Linked DNA regions of Homo sapiens: region 2 is linked to region 1. Evidence: chromatin contacts called from ENCODE Hi-C or POLR2A ChIA-PET data. All regions are on one chromosome and are shown on one strand. The core of a region is the stretch at or near the end of the contact, and the rest is flanking DNA. Distances in the headings are between cores, read along the strand shown. Region 1 overlaps DRD3 (dopamine receptor D3). Region 2 holds the start of ZDHHC23 (zDHHC palmitoyltransferase 23).

The links. A loop is a pair of places that touch in the nucleus more often than their neighbours do. ChIA-PET counts read pairs that join two places held with the same protein, here RNA polymerase II (POLR2A). Pooled maps may share reads with other maps.
Region 2: a map of endothelial cell of umbilical vein shows a loop between it and region 1 (2.0-fold over the local background). The contact joins the promoter of ZDHHC23 here to the enhancer-like site in region 1. A Hi-C loop is called at or near these places in 3 of 168 maps with a recorded cell type or tissue (MCF 10A, endothelial cell of umbilical vein and heart right ventricle) and 9 of 50 pooled maps. POLR2A ChIA-PET finds 5 or more read pairs at or near these places in 3 of 52 experiments (A673, AG04450 and Panc1).

Annotation. Positions count from the first base shown.
Region 1 is chr3:114,151,189-114,153,934 of GRCh38, forward strand. The region is part of intron 3 of DRD3 (dopamine receptor D3); the gene reads right to left. Among named protein-coding and RNA genes, the nearest start is that of DRD3, 26 kb to the right of the region's middle. RefSeq lists an enhancer at 1,219-1,752. Within about 2 kb of position 1,428, at least 10 of the 41 ENCODE cell types and tissues checked have a DNase peak (open chromatin) inside an H3K27ac peak, as active enhancers do.
Region 2 is chr3:113,946,657-113,949,356 of GRCh38, forward strand. ZDHHC23 (zDHHC palmitoyltransferase 23) reads left to right here and starts at 1,357. Exons shown (of 5, transcript NM_001320466.2): 1 at 1,357-1,534; 2 at 2,030-2,307. The coding sequence starts at 2,147. GRAMD1C (GRAM domain containing 1C) reads left to right here. Exons shown (of 18, transcript NM_017577.5): 18 at 1-518. RefSeq lists an enhancer at 775-1,275 and silencers at 990-1,489, 1,840-1,939.

The DNA of each region.
Region 1 (2,746 bases), core at 178-2,677:
TTCTAGTACAATATGTCTACAAGGGCCTCGCTGTTAGTGGTAACTATGAGGCACCTTGGAGGAGGGGCTGAGCCTTGAGTCCTGCTGCTGCCATGACTGAACAGCGAGGGGAAGGAATACTGTAACTCACTTTCTCCAGGCCTTCCACTTGCATAATGTCCTTTGATGTAAAAGAGCCTGACCCTTCTGTGTATTCAGTGGTGTGCTGGTAAATGGCTAACAACAGGCTCTGTAGTTTACAAAAAGCCCTAATTTGTATTATTTGCCAATTTCTGTGGTGTCAATACTCCCACCATGGCCTATTTTAAGCTACCACCAAAGCTTTAATAACTGATGCAAAAAGTTTCTAAAATTTTGCCAATCAGCTCTCGCTAGCCATGATAAGCCGGCTTCAGCAGACCACTGAGAGTTATATACTTTCCTAAATATGCTATAATGTTCAGCAACTCCCTGGAGGCTCCATTAATGAAGTGGGCCAACAAGTGTAGGGAACCCTGGCTCTATCCCATAAAGGAGGAAGCAGAGATGCAAGGATGTCAGTTATGAGCCCAAGGTTCTGCAGCAAATTGTGGCAGAGCCATGTCTCCCACCTCTGAGGTGTGTTTCTCCTGAGTGCCCTCCTCCCTCTCGAGGGCATCGACAGCTCTCTGAGTTCTTGTGGGGGACAAGGGCTTCCTCAGTGAAGTCAGCATGGCAAGGGTGGTTACCGCTTGCAGAGCACTGCGTGCGCCCACAACTGAGTTTCCTCAATTCGCTCGATTCTGTTAATTGCCTGGGGGTCCTGTTAAAATGCAGAATATCAGGCTTAGTTTCTGGAGATTTTGATTTAGTACTTCTGAAGTGGAACCCAGAAATGTGCATTTTTGTTTCTTCTTTTTTGAAATTATTTTATTTTTCGATAAGTTATTGGGGTACAGGTAGTATTTGGTTACATAAGTTCTTCGTGGTGATTCGCGAGATCCTGGTGCACCCATCACCCAAGCAGTATACACTGTACCATATTTGTAGTCTTTTATCCCTCACCCCACTCCCCTTCATCTGATGCAAGTCCTCTCTCGAATCCCCCTCCTTGGGGATTCTTCCCCCAAGTCCCAAAAGTCCATTGTATCATTCTTATGCCTTTGCATCCTCATAGCTTAGCTCCCACATATCAGTGAGAACAGAAATGTGTATTTTTAACAAGCAAGTGCATCTTATGATTAGACAGGTTTTGAGAAAGTCTGCATTAGGGAAAACTTCTGTGACAAAGATTTTTGTTCACTTGGATAAGAAGTAAGAGACAAGACTACAATTTAACACTGTTACAGTAATTTTTTTCTTGCTCTTTTTTAAACATGATTAAACTGTTAGAATAAATGAGGCCCCCGCTTGTCATAAGCCGACTGCGACAGGGAGGCTGTACCGGAATTGGCCATCGGAGGGCACTATAATGCAGCAAGAACTCTGCCAGCACGGCTGGGGTGAGAAGTTCACTGCTCACCTGGGGGCTCTCCAGGCTCTGTGGGGAGGCAGAGAGGGAAAGCCCGGCGCCCTGCTTCCTGGAACCCTGCAGGGACCCTGCATTCCCACCCAGGCCGACCGCTTAGCCTCTGACTTCCTCTCGGAGCGATTGCACGTGACCGACTGCAGGCGAGGGCCGCGCCAAAGCACCCGGAGGGCTGGGCTGGGCTTGGCCGGGAGAGAGAGGCTTGGCCCAGGGCCACCTCTGAACATCTGGCCGCTGCGCTCGCGGCGGTATTCCCAGGTCCGGACCTGCCAGCCTCGCACTGTGCGCGCCGCCCCTGCAGACCCTGAGCCAGGGACCCTCCCCTTGTGTCTGAGCTCTTAGCTCCCTGGGCCGTTTCTGGTGTGGATGACTCCGCTGACCCCAGCACTGGCAGTGTGCTTGGTGATTAAGTCCGCGGGCATGAGAAACGGACTGATCAGCTCTGAATCCCGGCTCTGCCACTGAACTGTGTAGCCATGGGCCAGTGGTTTGTTTTTTCTAAGATCCAATTTTCTCATCTGTACAATGGGGATAATAATTTCTGCCCGAAAAGGCTGTAATGAATATTGAATGATATTTTCTCTGTAAACCTTTTTTTTTTTTAAGTCACAGTGCCCAGTGATTAATACTAAACATTCAAAAGACGGTATTATTATTGTTATTGTTGTCATAATTATTGTGCTAGCTCAAGGGATCAGTGATTGTTCATATCAGTGAGTTTATGGTTGTCTTCCCCTTCCTCCTGATATCAGGTAATATTAAATTTGTTTATTTATCCACCAAAAATGTACATGACACTTTCTATGTGACAGGCACTATTTGAAGTGCTTTACGAATATTAATTCATTTAATCCTCCTAACAACCCTTTGAGGTAGTTGTTATTATCTCCACTAAACAGATAAGAGAACTGAGGCTCTGACAGGTTAATTGACTTGCCCAAGGTCACATTGCTATTAAACTGTAGAGCCTGGATTTTTAGCCAGGCAGTGTGACTCTATAGCTAGGGAGCCCAGAGCCAGACTCGCACCTCAGCATCTCTGAGTAAGGGAGTGTGCTGTAATAGACAGAGGCTGCCTGAATCCTTACTCTTGCACCACCCAGTTGTGTGATCTCGGCAAGCTCACCTACCCATTCTAGTCTCAGCACCTTTATTTATATAGTGAGGGTATTACATCTCTCTCTCTGGGTTGTCGTGAAGGTTAGCAATAATGAATGAAGAGTTCTTAGTGTCTGGCACATAGTACATGCTAAATAAATGT
Region 2 (2,700 bases), core at 107-2,606, 200 kb before region 1:
CATATCCATCTATCTATCTATATATAAACTGTGTATACATTCTTACTGTTTGAACAACTATTGCCTTTAATTAAATGTTTCATTTTTCTCCAGAGTCCCCAAAGCCACATGGCATTATTATAGTCATTTTTGAGATGCCTGTAGAGAATGAAAGTATTGACTCCGTTAGAGGGAAAATGGGTTTCTCTGGGTGAATTCCAACGAAGCATACCTAGGGGTAACAGTGAACCTACCTGGGTTTGTTTTGTTTTGGTAAGGATTTATGTAGTGTCTGGCTGTAAGCAAGAATGAGTGGATTATAAACTTGAAGATTTCTCTGTTAAAGTCACAAAAATGATCGACAAACAATATTTTTGTGATGTTTATTTAAACGTTGTATTTTATAACATACTTCAAGGAAGAGTATCGAAGTAAGTTGCTTTATAAATTAAGACTAAATTCGTATGGATGCAGAATTCAATTAATAAAATTTGAGCCTGTTACGTAAATTGAATATTAATAAAATTGAAAATTTCTGAGTTGTAGTTTTTCTTCTTTTTCTACTTAAAAACAAAACTAGAAAGCCTGCGGTAGTGAAACGTGTACATGGGCCCACACTCTTTAAAGAAATTTTGTGCAATAATAAAACCCAAAAAGGACTCTCATCTCAGGGCAGTTTCATCTCAAATACACAGACGACTGGAACAAAAGTACTAGCGAGGCCTGCTGGTCCAATGTAAAGGCTGCTAGCCAGAAATCATGAAACGAACAGGTTGCTAAATGAACAGATCCGGCAGCAGTGATGGGCCTTTAAGAGAAGGTCAGCGAAACTGGGGGAGGTACTTGGATAACATTTTGCGGTGGAAAGCTCCCTCACCGCCTGTTGCCGGAGTCTGAATGAAGGCTGGCGGCTCCACGGTCTCACGTAGTTCGGAAATCCTCCGGGTTCCCGGGTTTCCCGTATTTCCGTCTCCGCACCTCGTCCGCACCCCGGGGCTCCGGAGGCTGTCCCACCGGCGCGCCGCCCGCAGGCACCGGCGGCGCCCGGCTGCCGCCTCTGGGGCGGGGCGGGGCGTGGCGTGGCGGGGCAGGCCGGAGGTGCGGGACCCACCTCCTGCCCCTGCCTCCTGGACGCGCTCTCGGGAGCCGATTTTCCCCTTCCCGGCGCCAGGGCCGCGGGCCAGGAGGAGGAGCCTCGCCCGCGGGCACCGCGGGGAGGCGGGCGGCGCACGTGCGGACAGGCGGGGAACCCCGGCGCCGGGGGCGGGGCACCCGGAAGCGCGCGTGGACCTGGCGCACCGAGCCGGGCGGGCGGAGGGGCGGTTGGGACGGCGCGGGGAGGCGGGCGCGCCGCCCGGGCCGCGGCGGGCTGTGGTCACAGGTGGGCGGCTGCGGCGAGGGAGCGGCCGAGCGGAGCCCGGGTCCCGGAGACTCCTGCCGTCACGCCCGGGGCTCCGCGTAGCAGAGATCGGGAGACGCGTCTGTGCCTCCGGGGAAGCCGACCCATCTCCCCTCCGCCTCTTTGGCTGCAGTTGCACCTCCGGCCAGAGGGCAGGTAACTTCCCTTCCAAGGTCATTCTCCTGGCGGGGTGGTGCGCGAGGCCCGCCCACGTCCTCCGGATTGGCGGGGGCGGGAGAGGCGCACCCTGCAAGGGGCCCGACCAGTTGGGCTGGACCGCGACCCCTGAGCACTGCCAGGGAGCCTGGTGTGTCAGCCGCTGCTAGCGGGCATATGCTTCGCCTTTCCCTATAGCCCCGAGGCTGAGTTCCCACCAGCGCCCAGGCTTGGAGCGGAGACCGCTCGGCCCTCCCAGCCTGCACCCGCAGGTGAGCGCAACCGCCCGCGCCCCGGCTGTCCCGGACGCGTGGTCGGCTGTCGCCATAGGAACGGCTGGTGCCCAGACGGCGCCTGCCCAGGCTGGGAAGGGGCGGTGAAGGCAGCTCAGACCTCCAAGAACCCTGGAGCCCCCTGTGTGGCCAGGCGGAGCCACAGAAGCCTGATGAAAACGGGACCCCCTCCCCCTCTCTCTTCTCATTTTTGATTGCTCAGGCGTTGGAGGTTAAGCAGAGAGAGAGAGGCGTGGACCTATTTACGAGATGTAAGTTGTGTTCTTTCCACCTTTACCTTCTGAGGGCTTCTTACGCCTCATGGTGACAGGTGCAAATCATGACACAGAAGGGCAGTATGAAGCCTGTGAAGAAAAAGAAAACCGAAGAACCTGAATTGGAGCCCCTGTGCTGCTGCGAGTACATAGATCGGAATGGGGAAAAGAACCACGTGGCTACTTGTTTGTGTGATTGTCAAGATCTGGATGAAGGGTGTGATCGGTAAGAACAGAGCATTTCTTGACGCTGGCCCCATCACCCTTCTGAGAACTGCCATGTGTACTTTCAACCTAGCCACCCAGAATGCTAGAATTTGCTCTTGATTCTATTTCCAAGCATCTAAAATGAGAGTTGGCTTCTGTGTCAAGTGTGAGGATTTTAGAAAGATGGATTACGCAGTAGTGCACAGCTGTCTGTCTGCTCTGTTTTATAGGATATTATTTTTCGTTTAAAGAGAGATGAGGGAGAGAACAGGCAGTTTAAAGGGATAGTAGGCAAGTTAGTATAAAATAAAATGCAAGCCAGCAGAATCTGTAAGTTTAAAATGAACACAATAGTTCCAGAAAGTTCCTGCCTTCTCAGAGGTCTCAGCATTTAGAGACTGACTACTTGGGA